Regions from separate parts of the Homo sapiens genome. Here region 1 is linked to region 2. A link is a loop called in an ENCODE intact Hi-C map of the cell type or tissue named here. Cell type or tissue: PC-9. All regions are shown on one strand. Each heading gives the region's core, and the rest is flanking DNA. Links, peaks and the distances in the headings are about the cores only. Region 1 overlaps TMEM182 (transmembrane protein 182). Region 2 holds the start of SLC9A4 (solute carrier family 9 member A4).

What was found. Hi-C counts contacts between places; a loop is a spot of excess contacts. Peaks named below come from ENCODE experiments on the same cell type or tissue, not always from the same donor. Only the 100,000 strongest peaks of a DNase experiment are listed, where the experiment ranks them.
Region 1: it touches region 2 in a loop (6-fold over the local background); 13 of 110 quality-filtered maps call a loop at or near these places.

The regions. Positions count from the first base shown.
Region 1 is chr2:102,797,788-102,810,265 of GRCh38, forward strand. It overlaps TMEM182 (transmembrane protein 182), which reads left to right. Exons shown (of 5, transcript NM_144632.5): 4 at 76-213. Among named protein-coding and RNA genes, the nearest start is that of TMEM182, 42 kb to the left of the region's middle. In PC-9, for the core only: CTCF peaks have their summits at 8,639 (motif pointing left) and 8,839; no DNase peak of the experiment used is centred there.
Region 2 is chr2:102,467,392-102,477,140 of GRCh38, forward strand. It overlaps SLC9A4 (solute carrier family 9 member A4), which reads left to right and starts at 5,835. Exons shown (of 12, transcript NM_001011552.4): 1 at 5,835-6,624. The coding sequence starts at 6,369. In PC-9, for the core only: CTCF peaks have their summits at 5,712 (motif pointing right) and 5,929; a DNase peak (open chromatin) is centred at 5,780.

The DNA of each region.
Region 1 (12,478 bases), core at 4,479-12,478, 330 kb after region 2:
GACTGTGACAATCTGCTGTGTACACAATCTAAGTGTATTTTTCTTTCTTTTCTCTTTTCCTCCTGGGGTCTCCAGTTTACCGTGGTTTCTGGGCAGTCCTGATGCTCCTGGGGGTAGTTGCTGTAGTCATCGCAAGCTTTTTGATCATCTGTGCAGCCCCCTTCGCCAGCCATTTTCTCTACAAAGCTGGGGGAGGCTCATATATTGCTGCAGGTACGTACGGTGCAATGGGTATGACTTTCAGCCACGGTTTTTCTTCATGTCTTTCTATTTTTCATTTCTATATTCAGGCGTCAGCCTTCTAGTAACAGTAACACAATAATATTTGTATACAATACTTCTTGAACACTAACTAATAATATTTGTATACAATACTTCTTGAACACTAACTGTGTGTCGGACACTTTTCAGGGACTTTCCCTTTTCCACATGCTGACACATTTAACCATCATGATAGTCTCTGCTCACTGTAAGGCCATTATTATAAAGAGGAGAACACTGAGGCTTAGAGGAGAAAACTCTGTCACTGACTCACTCCAAGGTGTGTAAGAGACTGTTAACCTCTTACCCTATTAATTTTCTGTCTGTAAATGGGGATCGTAACATAAGTCTCTGTAACATATCAGCATATGATATGGGTAGGCATTTTCTGAGCTCTTCAAAGATAGCCCTGTGATGATATTTATGATAAGCATACACTCATGATTTATCATAGGTACAAAAATATTTTTCTACATCACTCCCATTCATTTTCTTAATTGTTTGTTGATGCCAGGTGTGGTGGCTCACACCTGTAGTCCCAGCACTTTGGGAGGCTAAGGTGGGTGCATCACTTGAAGTCAGGAGTTTGAGAACAGCCTGGCCAACATGGTGAAACCCTGTTTCTACTAAAAATACAAAAAAATTAGCCAGGCGTGGTGGCATGTGCCTGTAATCCCAGCTACTCAGGAGGCTGAGGCAGGAGAATCACTTGAACTCGGGAGGCGGAGGTTGCATTGAGCGAGATTGTGCCACTGCACTTCAGCCTGGATGACAGAGCGAGACTTTGTCTAAAAAAAAAAAATAATTAATTAATTGTGATCCATATGAATTATCTGAATATATTATTTTCTGTGTGAAGCTTGCATTTATTTTAGTTAGGTTTCTAACTAATTTAATTTCTGCTAAAATGATCACACTACAAATAGAAAAGTAATTGAAGAGGTGAGTCTTGTGAATTTTAAGCCCTTTTCATTTAATTAGGCAGTGAAAGCCAGACTATTAACTTGGAAACATAAGCACAGGCTATTATTTGTAAAGATAATTCTAGAAAACTAGCCAAACTTCAGTATGACTGAGACCAAACTGTACATACTATGCTGTATTGTAACATCAAACCAGAGTGACAGAGTGCTCCTAGGTGACACTGTAGTGACAGTTGAAGGAAAGGAACAGAATGGAGAAGGTTACTGTCCTTCTAATCATTGGAAAGATGGCTTGTGATGCTGCCCAGTGTCATTTCATCAGTGCTCAGGTAACACAATACTTTCTGCATAAGATTGTGCTTAATTCTGCAGAGGGAATAAAAATAATAATCAGATCTAGATCCTGTATTTTGTAGGGGCCAAGAGGAACAGAAGGTTCCCTGAAAAATCCACTTGGAAAAGGCAGATTAATTGAAGAAAAGGCATACATATAATTTCATGTGTATACCTGGGAGCTTTCAGATTGAAGACCCAAAAAGATATGGGCAAATTGTCCATTTTTATGCTTAGGTTCAACAAAGGATGGGCAGCTGTGTAGAAATATGATTGGACAAAAAGGGCAGGATCTAATGGTCATAGACTAAGTGGGGAACCCAGCGAGGCCTGTCCGTTTAGCTTCTTCATGGCTTCACTGAGCAGCACGCCTTCCTTCTGGGTGTGGGGCGGGACCCTCTCTGGAATTGGCAAACAAGGTAGGTCCGGTCAATTCCTTTGTCCTTTGTGGCCAATTTTTACACAGAAAGGTGGAGGGAGAGTTAGAGTAATATGTTCAGGTTTCGTGGCTGGCTTTGGGGAAAGGAGTTCTGGTTTCTATGATTCACCTTTGTGGAGAGGGGACCTTTGTGGTTTCTAAGGCCAGCCTCGGGAGAGAACAGGACTGGGAGGCAGGAGGGCAGGAGAAGGTCAGAGAAAAACTTTTGCTCCTGAGGCTGCTGCTGGGGCTTCATTTTGGAGTTTTGTTTCCTGAGCCCCAACAGTTTAAAGAGCTAAAAAAAAAAATCTCACTCTGAGAAGAACCCTGTTAAACCATTCTTTCTTTTGTCTTTTATTTGAACTGTTTTCTTTCACTGGATTTAGCCATTAGAGCTCTTCATTGTAAAAGCCTTTTTTACTGAGATGTAATCAACATACAACCTACCATTTTGATGTGTATAATTCAGCGTAGGGTTTTAGTACATTCACAGAGTTGTGCAAGAATCACCACTATCTGACTTCAGAATATTTTTATTACTCCACAGAGAAACCTTGTTTTCTACTCTCCTTCTCTCCTGACCAGCTCTAAGAAACCTCTAATCTACTTTCTATCTGTATGGGTTTGCCTATTCTGAATATTTCCTATGAATGAAATCACACTATATGTGGACTTTTGTGTCTGGCTTTTTTCACTTAGATCTGATAAATTATCATCCCTCTGCTTGAATTCATAATTCCATAGGACCAAATCCCATATCCTTATATCCCTTAAAACTGAGCATCTTCTTGGCCAAAAAAATTTTTCTCACCCAAACGACACTTTACCCTTTCCCTTTTCAAAGTTCCAGTAAGGGTACACATTTTTCTATGGTCTTCCCAGAAATAACAGTGCTCTGTTTACATGTACAAATATTTGTTTCTTCTTTTTCCTTGCTTTTTTTTTTGTAACCACAGTTTTTCAATAGAGGGAACATGTAATCACCATAGTTTAGTGATAATGTATTATGGGCAGCATGATCGTTTTAAACTCAGAACTGCTTTGATCCTGGTTTTCGTTCTGGTTTTGGACAGTTTGTGTGTGTGTGTGTGTGTGTGTGTGTGTGTGTGTGTGTGTGTGTTTAGTAGCTTTGAAAAAAAATTGTTGGTCTTTTTCCATTTTGCAATTTGTGCAAAAAGCAATATACGTGAAGAGTTATGTTTGGCTGAGAACTGTGTAGGAGGATAAAGCATTTAATGTACTCATATATCCATACACCTGTAACTGGTGGATTTTTTCTTTTTGTTTTTATTGTGATTTTTAATTGACACAATAATTATACATGTCAGATTTTTTTAAATGAACCTTGTGTTGCTTATGGTAAAGGGCCAAGTGTTTCCTTGCTCAGGACTTCATGCAAAAGCCCCGAGAAGTTCTGAGGTGTCCAAGGTGTTCCCATTTTCAAAGCCATGAAACTAGGTGATTCAGAGGACACTTACTTTACATTTGACTTTTATTATAATTTCCTTTGTGGCACTGTTGCAGGAATCAGGAGGACCAGAGAGACCTCAGGGTAAAGCAGGAGGATTTTATGGAGTGCACTCAGACCCAGTGGATTAACATCCTGAGACTGGGCCCAGAACAAAGACAGCTCTTGAACTTTATACACACTTCAAAAAGGGGGTGGGCTAGCTTGAAGCAGGCTTTCAGTGGCATGAAAGCAAAGAAACAGAGGCAGAACAAAGACAGTTAATCAAATTGTGGTAGGTATGTAACTCAGGATTACATATGACCATTGCGGTGCAGCCCAGATGGCTGTTATCTGGGTTTGCTCTAGTGTCTAGCACGGGCTTATCTCATAACCGTTGCTATGGTGCCCAGATGGCTGTAGTTCAGGCCTGCTCAGGCTTCTCATGACCTTCATTGTGCCGCTTAGATAAAACAAAATACTTGAAGTTACTAGTTACAGAGAACAGGAAGCTATAAACTCATACTAAAAAGGGAAAGGAAAATTTGTTTTTCTTCTCCCTTTGCTGAGGGAGTTCTCCAGAGTACATTCCTTTGTGTCCTAGCTTCTTAGATAGTGTTTACAAGGCTTTTCCTGGGTCTGGGCTATGCCTGTTGCTGCCTCTGGGATAAGTCAGCCTAATACAGGGAAGCTTATTTCTTTTTCTACTTAATTTTATTTTTCTTTCTTTAATTTCCACCTCAGCACAACTCTACATTGTTTGTGTATGACCATTTGTTTACCAAGAGCAGGGAGAGCTACCCTGTTGCGTGGGATGGAATGTGACTGGTCACTCGCTCTTGAGGCTTCCATGCCAACCCTGGGCCAGCATATTGAGCTCTGCCCACAACTAGGAGCAGGTGCAGCCTGGGCTCAGGCTTGCGGTGGCTGCTTTATCGATGCCACAAACAGAATTGGACGCTGTCTGTATTTTTGGGCAGATGGTGTTAGGGAAGGGCAGAGCTAAATTTTCTATGACCATTGCTGGGTATGTGCACATAGGAAGACTCTTTGGCATCAGCAGCACTGTGTTTAGACATTCCGTGCATGGCAGAGGGATGCTGATATCAGGCTGTGGGGTAGGAGCGGTGGGGCCCATGGTGTTCCCTTTGCTGGGTCAACAGGCTCAGAGCAAGGCTCAGAAGGCTTGGAAGGTGGATATTGCTTCTCCCTACACTTGGGCAGAGACTTCCTCAGGCAGGCCAGGCCACCTGTTTCCAGGAGAGTCAGTTCTGGGCAAAGTGTAGTCATTGTCAGGACATTGACCCTCAGCCTGTGTTTCAGCAAGTGATCACACAACTCTGCAGGACCTAAACTGCTGCTGTTTGTTTTAACGTGGACTCACAGAGAACTCTTAGATACACAGGGGTTGTCACGCATCTCCTCCTGCCCCGTGGCATTGGATGTGATAGGAAAGACGCAGGAAGTGTTAGGATGGGTAGGCATGGCATTCTAAACATTGGCTTATATGAAGAAAATTACTGTAGAGCTGAATAGTCATAATCCCTGTGCAAAGCAACATCAACACAGCAATTTCTGTATGTCAGCAGGACATCTACGTGTGTGAAATGAGTAAGGATGTGGCCTGGACACTCAGGACACTGGCATTGGGAGATCAGCCATAAAATTTGATATCTTACCAGCACATCAAGCTAGAAACATTTTTCTGCCATAATTGAAGTAGCCTTTTCTTAAATGGCAAACTGGGATGTATGTGGAATTTTGCTGCAGAAAGTAGAAACAGAGTCTTTCTGGGTGGAGGAGACTGCAGAGCTCTGAACCTTGGACTAAGTCCCTTGTTAGACTCACAGGCTGGTGAGACTACCTAGACGTCTTGAGAGTAGAAGGATTCAAGCAGCCCCTATTCCAGGTCCAGGATGTGCTCATGGAAGCAAAGGGTATCTTTGCAGTGTAGCTTAGTCCCTTGAAACACCACAGAGGCCAAGTTGAGTCTTGTTTCCTGCATGTGCCTGCTTGCTCTGCCCCATTCCACGAGCACAGGGTGAGCTCTTTGCCCCAGACAGCTCACAAGTTATTGCCTCTCACCAGGGATATGAGCAGGGCTGATTGGGATGAATTGTGTGAATCCTCTGCCATGTGCGGCAAAATGCCTGAAGCACAGCCGTCTGCAGCTCACCCGTCCTTCCCTGCTCTGGAGGCAGTGCTTTCTGTAAGTGTAGGGATGGAAACACTTAATCTAGTGTAGGAAAGGTTAGTAGATATAAAGGGAATAGGAAGTTCCCATCTCTAGCAGGTTAGACTGACTTAAAAGGAAGTGGGATTTGTGGTTTGGTTTCCTTTTTTGTTTTCAAAAGATCAAAAGAAATGGCAATAGCCCATCAGTAAACCACATTTATTTGCAACTGAGATAAGAGAGATAAGATGGATACATAATACGTAATTCAGGATTTTTTTCTCCTTAATACTAGAAAAAACAGCTCGCAGAAACCAAGCAACATAGTTCAGGTGCTCATTTTCCTTTGGCTGAGGCTGAACATGTTGCTCGCAGAGGCTCCTCATGTTTTCCTCCAGGTAAAGGAGGATGTGGCGGCTGTCAGAGCAGGAGAGTGTGTGGGGCAAGTCAAGAGCAGGACGGCTTAGGAAGAACTGCCGACAGCCTGGAGGCAGGCTGTCTACACTTGCAGGCACACGCAGCCCTGCCGTCCACACCTGCAGGCACACGCAGCCCTGCCGTCCACACCTGCAGGCACATGCAGCTCTGCCGTCTACACCTGCAGGCACACGCAGCCCTGGCATCCACATCTGCATGCACACGCAGCCCTGCTGTCTCTATGTCTATCCTGTGAGAGATCTGGGCTATAAATAGCTGCACACTGTGGACAAGCGCAGGGAACTCCCTGGGAGGGGCTGGCCAAGGTGTGGCTACAGTGGCTTTTCTTTTTTTCTTTTTTTTCCTTCACATTTTAGTTTCTTTTTTTATTATTTTATTTTTTAAAACAATTTTTCCATAGGTTATTGGGGTACTGGTGGTGTTTGGTTACATGAGTAAATTCTTTAGCAGTGATTTGTGAGATTTTGGCACACCCATCACCCAAGCAGTATCCACTGCACTCTATTTGTAGTCTTTTATCCCTTGCCCCCTTCTACCCTTCCCCCCAAGTCCCCAAAGTCCATTGTATCATTCTTATGCCTTTGCGTCCTCATAGCTTAGCTTGCATATATTAGTGAAAACGTACAATGTTTGGTTTTCCATTCCTGAGTTACACCTAGAATAATAGTCTCCAACCTCATCCAGGTTGCTGTGAATGCCTTTAATTCATTCTTTTTAATGGCTGAGTAGTATTCCATTGTATATATGTACCACAGTTTCTTTATCCACTTGTTGGTTGATGGGCATTTGGGTTGGATCCACTACAGTGGTTTTTTAAAAGCTTCTCTGACTTTCCCTGGTATGTGACAAGTAGGCTTGCAGGAGAAAACCAAAAGCATAGCTTCCCAATAGGAAACCGAATATTTTACCTGAGTTCAGACTTAACATATTAAGAGCTCTGGTGTGTGGGAGGTTGGTGGTGGAAAAAAAAAGTAGTTAATATAAACTATTTGTTACTGATATGCCAGTCAGATGCATCTCTTGTACTAGAATTAGTGTCTTCAGTTTTGATGATCAAAAGACCCAGGTGCACTAGATCTGCCTTCTAAACAGCATAGACTAGTTACACTCATATTTCTAAAAGTACCTGCTTTGTAGACTCGCTTTGTGCCTTCCATTGTCACAGTTGGGATTTGTCTAAAAAATCACTGTCATCCAGACACTGATCCTGTTATAATATGGGAACACCTTCCTTCAAATTTTAATGTGGATTTTCCAACGTCCTTGGTCTGACATTTTCCACAAATGTCAAATGCCAGCATTAGTCAGCCTTGCTTAATATTATATAGAAAAGAGATGTGACGGCTTTTATTTACAAAAATATTTTAAATGTGATTACTTTTCTTTCTCTGATTCTTCCTTGCAAGCTTATTTTCCCCGCATTGCTCTTCAGTGGAAATGTGTCTAACTGGTTGTTAGAATCCATTTTAAAATGGGGCACTAATATGGGAGAAAATGAGGAAATCAAATCCCAAAGCCTGCTCCTTGAGTCTGGAACATCTTAGTTGGGTGAAGGCTGTGAGAATGTGAAGAGAGGAATGAGAATGTGAAGAGAGGAGACACAGAGCCATTTCTTTGGAGAGAGCCATTGCTTTCCTGTAAGTGTCCACCCAACCTGACGGACCTTGTTGTCCACCCAACCTCCAACCTTGTTGGAGACATTCTGGTTCACGGTCTAACACCTGCCCAGATAAATCACCATCTCAGGAATACCTTTGGTGGAGCTTTTCTGAACAACCTTAAACTTCAAACTTGAATAAATGCTTCCCCACACTCCTATCGTTCCCTCAAAAAAAAAAAAATGTGCTGTTCTTCTAAGAAGTAAAATGACAGGCCTGGCAAACAAATGTTTTTACTCATATGACATACTATAATGAGGCATCATTAATCTTTATCCTGAAAGACGGTTTTCAGATGTGCAAAGTGAGAAGATTATTTCTCTGAACCGAGTGTGGTGGTGGTGCCTGCAGTCCCAGCTACTCGGGAGGCTGATGCAAGAGGATTGCTTGAGTCCAGGAGTTGGAAGCTGCAGTGAGCTGTGACCGCACCACTGTACTCCAGCCTGGCAGAGCGAGATCCTGTCTCTAAAAAAACAAAAAAAACCCATACTGTCTCTGGTCTGGAATTAGGTTTTGTCACAGTGAAAAGGCAGACTGAATTTCCATAAGCTTTATTCTCCTTTTTCAAAATATGTGTCTCATTACTATCTACTATTTACTCAGTACTAAGGGATTTAATTTCTTTGCAAATATTTCCTTTCATTGAAAACCATCCTATCCCCCAAATAGTCACTTTGCTCAGAACTAACTAGTAGTGAGTGGCCAAAAAATATTGTATTGGTTTTTTCACTAAGTTTTATAATTTTTTTTTTCTGAGCCATTTGTTTTCTTTACATTTTCGTGTATGGAAAGAGAAGCCTAATGTGCTTGACCTAGGCTAACGGTCTGTCCTGAAAAGAATTTTTACTTCCTAGAAGTAAAGGGCTGATGGGCAGGGGAAGGCGGTTGGCTTGACTGGACACTCAAAGAAGAAATTGTCCTCAATACGAACGAGCTTGAGCCTGGATTCACCTTCTGTTCTTGGCAAAACATTTTGTCATGGGACTGTGGGGTGACTGGTGCCACCTCGTGGAGAGTTCCAGAAAGACACTGGGAGATGCATTGGAGGTCATCATTCCCTTACTCCTCTGAAATCTCAGGACTGGAAGACACCACAGCGAGTTTATTCTTTTGCCTCTTGGCCTGTCCTGAAATAGCCCAGTCACATGAGAATCTCTGATGCTTTAGAAGATTTCAGAGAGTAACATTTGCTAACCATTAGCAGGAGCTCGTGCCAAAGCTTAATAATAATAATAATAATAACAAAATTAGCCCATGCTTATTAGTTGTTTGTCATGTTCCAGGCACTGTTTTCAGGACTTTTCCTCTGTTCGGTCCTCATGACTACTTTCTGAGGTAGGCACTTGGATCCTCTCTATTTTACCAATGAAGAAACTGAGACAGAGCAGTACGAAAGTTGCTCAGGGTTACTCAATAAAGTGTAAAGTGTGAAACTTTGAGGCAGGATTTGAACCAGGGCAGTCAGAATCCAGGGGTGTGCCCTCAATCACATCCTACTTCCTGAAACTCAATTCTTGTGAATAAATATTTCCTTGGCATTAGATGAAATTCTCATTTTCAGATTAAACCCCTAATTACTTGTGGAAATAGGTAAACCCCCATGGTCATTCTCTGTTAATGATTGTTACTCAGTAGAGTACAGAGCACTGGGTATGTAGGATGTTTAATGATAAAAATTGTTATGACAATCTAAGAAAGTTATAAATGCTTGAGAAACCCAATCAGCATTTTATATATGTTGTTGACTAAATCAAACTATGAGTCTAGAAAATGAAAGGGAAGAGGGAATTATTGTATTTGGAAAGCAGAATGATGAAGTGTGTGCAGCAATGAGTGTTTGGAAATCAGAAAAGTGTAATCATGATATTGTAACAGCAGAAAGAATTAAGGCTGTGTCAGAAAATTGGAGAAAAAATGGAAAACAAGTCTGAGAAAATGAAGAATGGAGATAAAGAATGTGGACGATTATGCATTAGTTGTTCTGTAATCTGAAGCATAATTTTATGGGAAAACAATAGCATACTAATGTAAAGAAGAGCAAACTAATTTTTCAAAAACACAATTTTAAATCATTTAAAGTAACTTCTAGCTTTTCTCAGAAAGATTGTCTAAATATTTTGATGAATGCAATAATATTTATGAGACTACTTTGAAAGTACATTACAATATTATGACAAATATTACTCTTTAGCAAATGTGGAAGTGGCAAATTTCCCTTTTCCCAGATATAATATGGAGAAAGTTAAGAGTACATGTTGGACTCTGGAATGCACCTGTGATAGCTGGTCACGCTGCACTAATCCTCATATTTCGTCCTTTAGCAAGACATAGAGGACTTCACTGAAGTAGAGAAAGCCCTCAGACACTTCGATTTCTAAGGTTCCTCGTTGTTAAAATTAATACATATGAAAACAAGTTTGCAAATATTGTAGCATTTTTAGTGTTTATATTTAATATATTAACTCTCTATGCTTTTACAATTCATACATAAATGAATGACCCTATATACAACATGATTTGTAGATATCATGCAAAGGCTAATTGGGAGTCTTTTATGAATGCAGGGCTAAAGTCAAATCATCCTAATGGACCCCGACAGCATTCGTAGCATGAGGGAGCATTGAGATTCCATCCTAAGAGGTTAATCAGCTGCCTGTTCTCACACAGCCAGCTTCTTAAGAGTCTAGCTCTTTCTCCTTGGTTGTAATTTTTGACCCCCTAAATTAAAGCCTAGAGATGCTCCTTAAATATTGCAGAGGCAAGTCTTTTTCCAAAGGAGTTCCAGAAATAATGCTATAAGGATGGGTTGTGTTCTAGGTGGCTGAACGATGAAAGCTGAATGAGCCATTCAGCTTTCCAATCTCCTACAATAATTGAGCGCTATGGAATAATTGTTAAAAGTTTTGCTGAGGAATTAATGTTTGAGGAAGACAGTTAAGGCAGTGTTTTATTAAGAACCATGTTCTCAGTTGGATTTAGCAGGGCTGCTTGTGGGTGGGGAAAAGGGAGGAAGCTTCAGCAGGTGCACTTCAGGTGCCTGCCGTAGCATCGATAAGTTCCAGTGCCATTTTATCAGTTTTGCCTAAGATTGTGCTCCATACAAAAATTTCATTACCATATTTTTCTAAAATCATTTGTCTAAGAAAATGTTATCCATTATTTCAAAATTTCATGTATGAGTTAGAACATCACAAAACGGTATATTCCCAGTAGTTTCATTCATAATAGTTAGAACAACCCAAATGTTTATCAGTGGATAAACAGATAAACAAATTTTGATATACTCATACGATGGAATAATGCTCAGCAATAAAAAGGAATGAAGTGTGAACACATCTTGAGAACATGAATGCATTCTCAGGCATTATGTTGAGTAAAAACATTCCCAAACAAAAGACTGTATACTGCTATGATTCCATTTATAATGACGTTCTAAGGACAAAACTGAGCTATAGTGATAGATGCTTTGGGTAGGAGAGTGAAGAGGCATAAAGAACCTCTTTGAGTGATGCATACATTCTATTTTTAATTGGTTGTGGCTACACTGATGTTTACATTTGTCAAAACCCATCAAATCTTACACTTGAAATCTGTACATTTTACTCTATGTAAAGTATATGTAAATTAAAAGAATGAGAAAGAGGAACAATAAACCTGGAATACTTTTGCCCATTAGGAAAACCTTCAGACTATGGCAGTTTAATATCATATCTTCAAACTTTAGGTATGGGCTGATTTAAGAAATGTTTATATGAAGATGTTTTATGTATTTTCTGCAAAAGCCTTTTGTAGGGGTATGGTCAGTCAGGGTATTCAGTGTCCCTGTGCAGATCTGCAGAAGGCATTCCCAGTATCTCCCTTGAAGAATTGCTTCGTTTCTTCTTCAAAAATTACAGTAAATACATAGCTTATCAAATTTCTTTTTTGTTCTTTCTTCTGGACATGTCTGCTCTAAATTCACCGTTTCATGAATGCTGCTATCCTTAGCACACTTACCCAGGCCCCAGATTTTTTCTTTGATTCTATACTTAGCACAAATGTGACCTGCTGCCTTCTAGGCAGCTCCACCTAGAAAAGTAACCTAGTCCCCCACTGCTTCCTGGAAACATTTTCCCTGTTGCAGAATGTTTGGGAATGTTTTCAGCTTAACCTATGAGACTCGTGCTCTCAGGGTTCAGTCTGAGTTATTCCACAGGCTCAACGTTTGACCTTGGTGGACAAATAAGTGACAGCAATCCTCATTTCCATCCTCTGTTGAAAATAGCCACAATGAGGAAGCCGATGCTATCATCCTTAACATTTTATGATGTTTACTTTCTAATTCTATGTAGATGCCCTGCTAAATATTGCACTACCTTTAGAGTGTGTGCAGCCTTTACGTAGAAAAAGGACGATTTTGTTTTCTGATTCTAGTTTACTTTTCACCTTAACTTCATAATGAGTGTTTTGACTGTGCAGTTCTATGGCTTTTCTTATGCCCATGGAAAACTGAAATGAGTTGCCTCTGCATTTGTGTGGAAGCATGACTAAAGGAGGCCATTGAATCATCTCGAATTTATGATTCTTCCCCAAGTAACCTATAACTGCTCATGACTCAAGTTGTGAAAGCCCATTTAAAGGCAGTCGAGTTACATCTAAGAAGTGAAAGATCAAGTCTGTCATTTTTAAATAATCCAAAACACTCTCTTTTTAAAAAAAAATACATGTAAGAGTATATGTGCTTCTAGACAATAATAAAGCAGTTTGATACTTTGCCTAACTTTTTTAGGAAAAAAGTTTTCATTTCTCGGGCTAAATTTTTCTCTTCTATGGATTTGTTTTTAAATC
Region 2 (9,749 bases), core at 1,750-9,749:
ACTTATTGTCTAAACAGTGGTGACTGGTGACAATGTGGGTAAATAGAGAAAAATGACACGTTTCATTTTTAACCACCTGTCTGTCTTATTTCCACCATCCAATAAATTTAGGATGTTTTGTGGACAAGTAACTTATTAGGAAGTATTATAGGATACTGAAGGATATTAGACTTCTACCTATGTGGAGTTTATAATCACTTTGAAATAAAATGAATCTAATACTAATCTGGTATCAATTCTGTATTAAGCATTTTTCTTTCTGTTATTTGTCATGTCACCTAATCCTCAAACATCTTTAGAATAGGCATCATCATCATCATCACCATCATCATCGTGGATAAAGTAACTGAGACTGAAAGAGGTTTAAGACTTGCCCAAGTTCACATAGCTTCAAATTTTTCCCCCTTGCAAAGTTTGTATTCCCTTAGGGAAGCTATCACAGTAGAACTGTAAGAATCTGACATTAACTCTGGTGTGAAGATCTGTCTTATTTCAAAGCTTACATTCATGCCCACCCCATCCACCCAGACTACACTGTGGTATTTACCCTCTCCTTCCATATAGGGGGGGTCTCCTGGACTTGATTTTGCCTTTACCCATCCCCTCTGTTTCACTCTGAGCAGTGGAAGTTTGACTTTGGGGAGCAGAGACAGAGCTCAGCTTTCTGTCCTGAAAGCAGGGTCATAGCTTTTGACTTCTCTCCAGCTTAAGATGTAGGCTTTCAATTTAGGGGTATGATATACCAGAACTTGATCCAGGCCATCCAGTTTAATTGCTAGCTGTGGTCTTGGAAGGCAAATCATCTTTCTGGACAGCATTGACCAATTCTCTATCACTACTCTTTTTCATTCTTCTTCCTAAAAAAGAATATAAATTTGAGCCCTGACAAAGTATCAAGAATTCAGGGGCAAGCAACAGATACTTTAGTCTCAGAGTGCTACACAAATACTTTCTGGTAAAGTCAACAATGAGCACACGTTATGGGAAGGAAGAAGAGGTGTGCTGATTATTTTGTTGAAAACTATTCCTGGAGAGAGGTGACTTTCTAATTCATCATGTGTAAAATATGGTGTCAGTTCTGCCTTTTTTTTTTTTTTTTCCTTTGGAGCTTCTCTAAAACAGAAGTTGCCTCTAGAAAACTGAGGGTAAAAAGAGAAGAATGTTCCCTAAGCTCCTCTTCTGGCTATGCACAGCTGAAACCCTGGGGGATGGATGGGAGATTCTCTTGCCATGTGTACCACCCTCAATTAGTCCCATGAGGGAAGACAGGATATAGCAATCTAAATTATAAGGCACCCACTGGGGAGAGGATGTCTGGCCATTCCTTTCCTGCCACTGGGCTCTATGTGTGAGCGGGTTTCTATGAACAGATGACAAGAACCACAGGGATTCTTGGGACTGGCACCAAAAAGGGGTCAGGAAGGCAGGTCAGAGAAGGTCAAGTTTCTACAACCAATATAGTTATCTGAATAATTAGATCAAAACTGTCAGGTATCCAATAGCTTGCTGCGGACCTAAAATTCCAGGATGATTCTTTTAACTCTCTGCTTTGCAAATGAAAACTGTTTATATTTTCCCTTCACCATCACAAGTATAAACAGGAAAGCGCACAGCACCCTGCGATACTCTGGTGCACCTGTGAATGGATCTTTTCTGAGAAATTAAGTTAACTGATAATTATTATTTGGATCATATTTCCATTTATTTAGATCTTCTTTAAACAATTTTTTTTAGAATACAAGTGTGACACTTTTTTGATAAACTTATTCCTAAGAATTGCATTTTTTGATGCTATTATAAATGGCATTATTTTCTTAATTCCATTTTGTTTTATTCATTGTCACTATAAAACACAATTTGTTTTTGCATATTGATCTCATATCCTACAAGCTTGTTAAACTCATTTATTATATCTAATAGTTTTTTAGTCAATTATTCAGGATATTCTGTTTAAATATTTTAGAGTAATCTATTTAAAAGATCATGCAAGTGGAAATAGTTTGACTTTTTTTCCTTCCAATCTGAATGCCTTTTGTTTCTTTTCATTGTCTAAATGCCCTGACTAAAAGCAGCTCTAGTAGAATATTGAATGGAAGTGGCAAGAGTGTATCTCTTTGTCTTGTTCCTGTTCTTTCAGGGAAATGTATTTAGTCTTTTCCCTTTAAGTATGATGTTGGCTGTGTATTATCATGTTGAAGAAGTTTCCTTCCATTCCTGACCTGTAGAGTGTTTTTAAAATAAAAGGTTGTTGATTTTGTCAAATGCTTTTCTCAGTCTGTTGAAATGGTCATGTGGTTTTGCCTTAATTCTATTGACATGTATGTTATATGAAATAATTTTTAAATATTAAACCAACCTTGCCTTCCTGAGATAAATCCCACTTTGTATAAATAAGTTTGAATTGTTACATCTTCTTGATAGATTGACACTTTTCTTTTTCTTAAATGTCCCTCTTTATCTCTAGTAACATTTGTTATTTTAAAGCATATTTCGTCAGTGTAAAGCCACTCAAGTTCTCTTAGCATAGTGTTTGTGTAATATATCTTTTCTCATTTTTTTTTTTTTTACTTTCAACCTACTGGTATCTTTGAAACTAAAATGTGACTTCTGTAGACAGTATGTAGTCCATAATTTTTTTCTGCCTAAAAACTGGATATTTTAGATGATTTCTTGTAGCAATTCTTGATGCTGCTTTCTCCCCCTCCCCCAACTCCAGGGCTTGTTGTTGCTTAATTGTTTGCTGTTTGTTTAGTGACTTGGCTGGACTATATCAGCAAAGTCTATTTCCCTGTGCAGCTTTTTATACTGATCCTCAGCCAGTGAAGCCTGGGGCATGGTTATAATACCCCTAAGCCCTTTCTCCCTTCCCCCAGAATAACAATGGTTTTAGCAGGCTTCTCTGACTTTCTTTCACTGATATATTAAGCTTCTAGCTGGTCTGTTGTATCTATTGACATCACACTCAACTGTTAGCCTCCAGTAACTGCTGGCTGAAATGGCCTATTGTTTTCAACAATGCCTTGGGTTATAAATTACTCCACAGTCCGATCCAATTAAAGTCAGGCTCCTTTGCAGGGTAATCTTTGAGACCAGTCTCTGAGACATGTTATAGCCTCAGGAGAGCTCTTTTCAGCCATCTCTTTTTCTGGTTCTTCTGTTAAACTTCTAGTTGGTCTACTCTTTAACTTATTGCAATCATGGAGCTACTAGCTTTTCTTCCTTGCTCACAACCTAAATCTTCATTGTTTTTGACAGTGCCCTTAGGCTTGAACATCTCTATATTTTGTTCCAAATAAAGTTAGCATACTTAGAGTTAGTTATAGAGTTCTCTGTTCTATAGCCTGTCTCCTCTCCTTGGCAGAAACTCTGTTCCACTACTCTGGAGATGGGGATAGAGATAGTAACCTACTTCTCTTGGAGTGATACCCCTGGTGTGTGAGTGGGATGCTGGACTGGGGTAGTAGCCACTGGTCATCTTGGTTTATTTCCAGTGTTGTGAAAACTCAGTCTTATGAGTAAGTTGAGAGTTATCGGGGTCCAGTATTCCTAATTTGCTGTTTCTGGGGTAGATTCAGTTACATTTGCCTGCAATAGAGTCTGTTCAACATATTGCTAGGATTGGGGTAGGGCAGAGTTTGGTTACGTATGCTGACAACCTGACTTTTCTGGGTAGAAACTGTAGTCATAAACTGGGATCTGGGATTAGAGGCAGCCCCATCCTCGTGGCTACATTCATCCAGAATAGAGTTTTTCTCACATTGAGCTGAGGGGTGGGTAGAGAAAACAGGCCGTGCCTTCAGGTCTTACCAATATTTAGAAGATTTTTTTCAATTTCTGTCTGCTCTTAGGACAATTTCCAGAGACTGGATGGTTGTTTTTGATTTTTAATGATCTCACCAGTTATAGTTGTTTCACTAGGAAATCTATGGTGCTTCTTATGCTGTCATTCTAGAAGAGCTTCTCCTTTCTTCCCCCTTTCCCCTCACTTTTGCTGCCCTTAGTTTGCACTTCTCATGGAAGCTTTGTCTCACATACACTTTCTGGGGACCTTATACTAAGAAATCATTTTAGAAAGAATGTTCTGACATCTGTAAGAAAGTACTGCATGAGTGGAAGTGATGCCGATGGTTGATGAAGTGGGCTGCTACATCTTAACCTGGACCACAAGTTAGTAGACTGTTGCAGAGCTCAAGTTGTTCTCTTACCATCCTCCCAAGATTGGCATTTTTACTCTGAGAGGGACTGGACTATCAGCCATCAGGTGATCATAAGGCTAAACGGGTTGCCATATACTCACAAAATTTGGAATTTTAGAGCAGGAAAGGGTTACCAGGTATGGACAGCATCTTTATTTTATAGATGAGAAAACTATAAAGGCTCAAACTATAAGGCTCAAACAGGTAATTTTCCAAAGCCAATCAGATAACTAATGTCTGAGTACATAAGTCTTTTGATTCTTCATTTTGGTCTTTCCACAAGGCACTATGTGAGACTTGCTCCCTCATTTCTTTTTAGAAAGAAAAGTACAATAAAATGCAAATAAAAATAAAACACCTATTATAAAGCAGCTTTCTATTAAAGGATATTCATATATTCTTTGAGAAAAAATAATCGACTCAATATGTGTACCCTTCTTGTAGTCCACCTGATAGTCTCATTTCAGTGACTGAATCTAATCTATTCTGGAGTCAAACTGAAGGAAAAAGAAAAAATATTCATATGTGAACTTTTAATTCTATTGCCTCACTATGAATTTGCATCTAGGTGTTAGCCCTTCTCAACCATTCCTTTCTCAATTTCCCAGTGATGTTAGCTGAGTGTGTGTGTGTGTGTGTGTGTGTGTGTGTGTGTGTGTGTGTGTGTGTTGGCTGGGGGGAAATCCCCTGCACTCACTAATATGAACTAAGAAAAAACAAAACACAAAGCATCTTGCAGTTTGATGTAAAAGAGATGTTGGGGTAGTATATGGATGATGTATTATTCTCATTTTTTACTGAGTATCAGTAATCATTGCAAAAGTGTTGTATCTTATCCTAAAAGTATAAGAAATGTAATTTAAAATAAAAACTAACATTTAAGTGCCAACTACATGCCAAATTCTTTACTTGCTTTATCTCATTTAATGTTCCTAGCTACTCAATGAGGCAGATATTTTCCTCTCTGTTTCAGATAAGGAATTTCTGAAAGGTAATTAACTTCACCAAGGTCACCTGGCAACAAGTAGAAGAGCGAGAAGTAGGCTCATAAAAATTATCTCAAAATTCTTTCATCAACATTCTATGATGCTGCTTCTTTTTAACAACAACAAATGTTTTTTAAATGGAAAATCTGGATGTGCCATGGAGTTTTACAAATCCAGGTATTTAGGTGTATTTATGGAACTTGTTCTTTGGCTTCCTGTTTTTTAAAAATTATAGTGTAAAGTTCATAGAGATCTGGAACTTCATTCCTTCTATGAATGACTGCTCATGGAGTCTGGTAACATGCAAAAGTTTCAGTGTTTGCTACCATCCTTGTTGTTACCACCTCCTTCTTATCCTCCTTCTTCCTCATGTATAGAGACCATATAAGACAGTTTGCTGGACAATTCTGGTTTGTGCCTATAGCTTTGCATAATTATCATTATTATTCATTCCCCAAAGTGTCCTGGTTTAGATAATTTCATGGTCACCTTAACGTTCATAACTGAAAGTGTCAAGGGTGTTGTATTGCAGGTGCCCACTAGGTGTCAGCAGTGTGACCTCCAGAGAACCCTCAGAGAAAGGATTTCATTACAAAAGTCAAATCAAAGCAAATAATTAAGTGTAGTTCCAGAGCTACCTGAAGCCGTGGTCATTCAAAACAAATGAGAGGACAGGGGGAGGAGAGAAGGAACAAGCGCAGATCAGGTAGCTCCTTCTTGGGATCTGATAGACAGGGAAGGTTTCCTTTCCTCATTAGAAGGACTCCAGTGATCTGTGGAATGAGCACTACAGTATCCTTTTAAATTTTCACCCACAAGACAAAGCCAGTATGCAGTGAAATGAGGAAATGCCTTTAAGTGAAGAGATTTTTATTTCTTTCATAAATTGCTCAAGCCATGATTGGATGGAGGTCCTCCAGGTAGCTCCATGGACTTTAACAAGTCTATTGAATAACTGCATTTGAGTTGGAAGCTGAGTTGCCTGAACACAAACGATTTAAACCAGATTAGAAAGTGTCTACATACAGAGCTCAATAACACACTCGGAATCTTCTTGGGAGGACCCACAGACTGTACCTATATTACTTTTGACCCAGGTGGATGCAGTCACTCTCTAGAAGCCTCCCCGACTTCAGATGTGTGGCACACATCCACACAGGGGTGTAGGTAGGAGAAGCCCACAGGAATGGCTCTGCAGATGTTCGTGACTTACAGTCCTTGGAATTGTTTGCTACTGCTAGTGGCTCTTGAGTGTTCTGAAGCATCTTCTGATTTGAATGAATCTGCAAATTCCACTGCTCAGTATGCATCTAACGCTTGGTTTGCTGCTGCCAGCTCAGAGCCAGAGGAAGGGATATCTGTTTTTGAACTGGATTATGACTATGTGCAAATTCCTTATGAGGTCACTCTCTGGATACTTCTAGCATCCCTTGCAAAAATAGGTAAGTCCTTAAACACCTGGTTTGGTGAGTTATCTTTTTACATAAGATAGTGAATGTGAAAATGCCTTATAGATAACGGGCTAAGAGGATTTTAACTGTTACTGCTATTACATTAAAAATTCTCTTCCCTTCAGTCAAGGGAAAGTCATAACTGCATTTTACTAAGCTATTTAATACTTTGAGATTGCTCTTTGAAATTTGAGAGCATACTTCTGGGTACTGGGCTGTGTTGGTTTCTTCTCATTTCAGGGTGACAACCATGTGACATTGTTGACATGCAAAACTCTCAAATTCTATGCTTTAAAAATATAGAGAATAAAGCACGTAGACCTGGGCATGATGCAAGGTGGAAATTTCAGGAAACACATAATGTTTCTTCTGTAAAATATTCTTGGCTGTGTAATTGTGGGCTTCATCAATCACCCCATTGTTTATTCTTTAAAAGTAGCGTGTGCTTCTTGCAAATTGACAGAAAGCAAAAAACAAGAAAACCATAGGCAACTTGTATTACTCAGTGATGGGATGTCGGGGCATATAAGATTATATCTGTCAGTAAAATATTAGTTTATACCTACCAAGTGGGGCCAGTGAGGCACCTCTAATTTCCTTTGTGAAATAAAGTGAATCCAAGTTAATAGATTAAATTCCAATCAAGGGATCTTTGTGTCAAAAACCAAAGAGGTGGCTATACTCTGTGACTGTTTAATCCCTAACTGCTCCTCCTTATCTCTTTAAAACCAGCTTATTCTAAAGTGGAAAATTAATATAATTATCTCAAATGCTAAGCACAATGCCTCCTTTGCCTCAGCTATAAACTTTATGCTATTTGAGTATGTAGATTGCCTTATTGAGATAGAATCAATGAAACATTTTAATTCTCATTTATTTATATGTGTATGTTTTCTCTAGGATGGGTGTGTAATGTGGGTTGAGCCTTGAGGTCTGGCAGTTACCTTCTGTGTGCTCTGGCTATTCACTTAGCTCCCTCCCTGTGGGTGTGGGGACACTGGTATAGGTGTCCCCTTTAGACTCTCCTTTATAGTTGCTATTCATTTTGAGCTAGTAAAGTGTGAATATTAAATAGGAATGTTAGTTTGAAGAAGTCTTGTGCAATTTGCTTAGTGAATAAGTTACACAAAGGATCTTACTATATTTTTAAGAGGTATACAAGTAAAAATGGCTTTCCAAATGGATAACATTCTCAGTTCAGAACAGTCTAACATCTTTTGTGAAATCATATAGACACTGATTGTGTTCAAGGTGATCTTACTTGGTACTTGAGTTTTCCTTTTAAAACAATATGCTAGAGATTCTGTGTTCCCTGCTCCCCATTCCACAACCTGGCTTCCTCTTCACAGAAATGGCTCAAGTCAATCTGAGTACCAGGAAACTCGTCCTGTCACTGACTAGCTAGTTGCTCTGTTTATCAGTAAACATCTAAACGCAGAAAGGCTGCATTTTGTCTTGGTTTTATATTTGTGTAAAACCTAGCTTGTTTTGTAGAGGCATTGTATGCACCCAGATTCATTCTGTCTAGGAGCGAAGAACACTGTGAAAATACGATTATTCATAGAACTGTTGGTTTAAATGTTCTTGATTTTCATGATGTAATTTAACATACTTTAGAAAAAAAGAGTAGGATATCAGAACACGCTTATTCGAGTACAATTTCATATTTACTAGTCTTCAAGAATTTAGATTATTTTTATATTCCATATGGACATGAGGAGTGAGGAGATAAAAAGGCCATATTTATTGAATATATACTATGTGCCAATTACTGGGCTGGTAGTTTTATGTATAAGGGCTTGTTTACTAGGGCCAAAATAATAATGATGATGATGATTTATAATTTCAGCACTTAAGAAATGCATATGAGTTTTTAAAGATTATGTTATAAAACATGAATCAGAATAAAATTAATAATCATTATTATGATTCATTCTTTTATTCCTCATTCCATCAAGGTACATTTTCTGAGAACCCATGAAATATGTGGAAATGACCATGGTCCCTGACCTCAAGGGACTTGGTCTAACGGGGAAGATAGGTTAACTTAGTACTTATTGCCCATAGATACTCTGACAGAAAAACATCAAAACTCTCCCCCAATCCTTTTTAAAACACCCAACTATATGCACTTATAAAACAAAGATAATGTATAACAAAGATAATACAAAGCCACCTCAGACTTTGTGGTTTATCTTCTACTTCAGTTCCACATCTTAGAACATCACAGATGAATGTTTCTTGAATCTTTGGGAAGAACATAATTGTAGGGCGTTCTTTGACTTTCAGACAGGACTTTTAATATTTGTGTCCATTTAAGCTCTAAGGCCTGAAACTGTAAATTTTAAATGATTGACTCTATTGTCCATCATGAAAGGGAGAAGTTTTAAAATGTGAAAGGCATGTAGCATTTCCCTTTACAAGGCCCTACTTATAGGTGTGTGGCCTCTTCCTGCTACAACTGTGTAGAGAGCAACTTGGCTTAAGGCAGGTGAATGTTGGAACCATTTCAGGAAACTGGATTCCTGGAAGCAGGGCCAAACTGGGGAGCCACAGGGCCTGAGAAAATCACACTATGGGCTCTTCCACCTCCTTTACATATTGAAAAAAGTTAAGTTTGGTTAAAATAAGCACTAACTGAAGAAGGAGGAGAAGGAAAACGGTAAGGAGAAAGAGAAGAAGGAGGAGATGGATAAGGAGAAGGAGGAGGAGGAAAAAGGAAGAAGGAGGAGGAAGAGAGTAAGAAGGAGCAGCAGGAGTTGGACAAAGAGAAGATGAAGAAGGAGGAGGAGAAATAGGAGGAGAAGAAGAAATAAGTAAAATAAAGAGGAGGAAGAGGAAATGCAGAAATAAGCAGTGATTAGAAAATGATGAGTTCAGTGCTCCAGAAGAGGTGCTTACACCAACCCTGAAGCCAAATGAAAGTGGGGATGGTATTCCTTGGTGATAATTATACCCTGTTGTGTTAACTTTCTTGCTTATAGTGAATGGAGAAGTTCAAAGCCATGGTCAGGGAAGCTCATATCATCTATGGATGGGTGAATCTAACAATTCCCAAGGAGATATTTGCTGGCTCCCCATGGCCTATGGCTGGAAGTCCACCGCCTTCCTTAGGT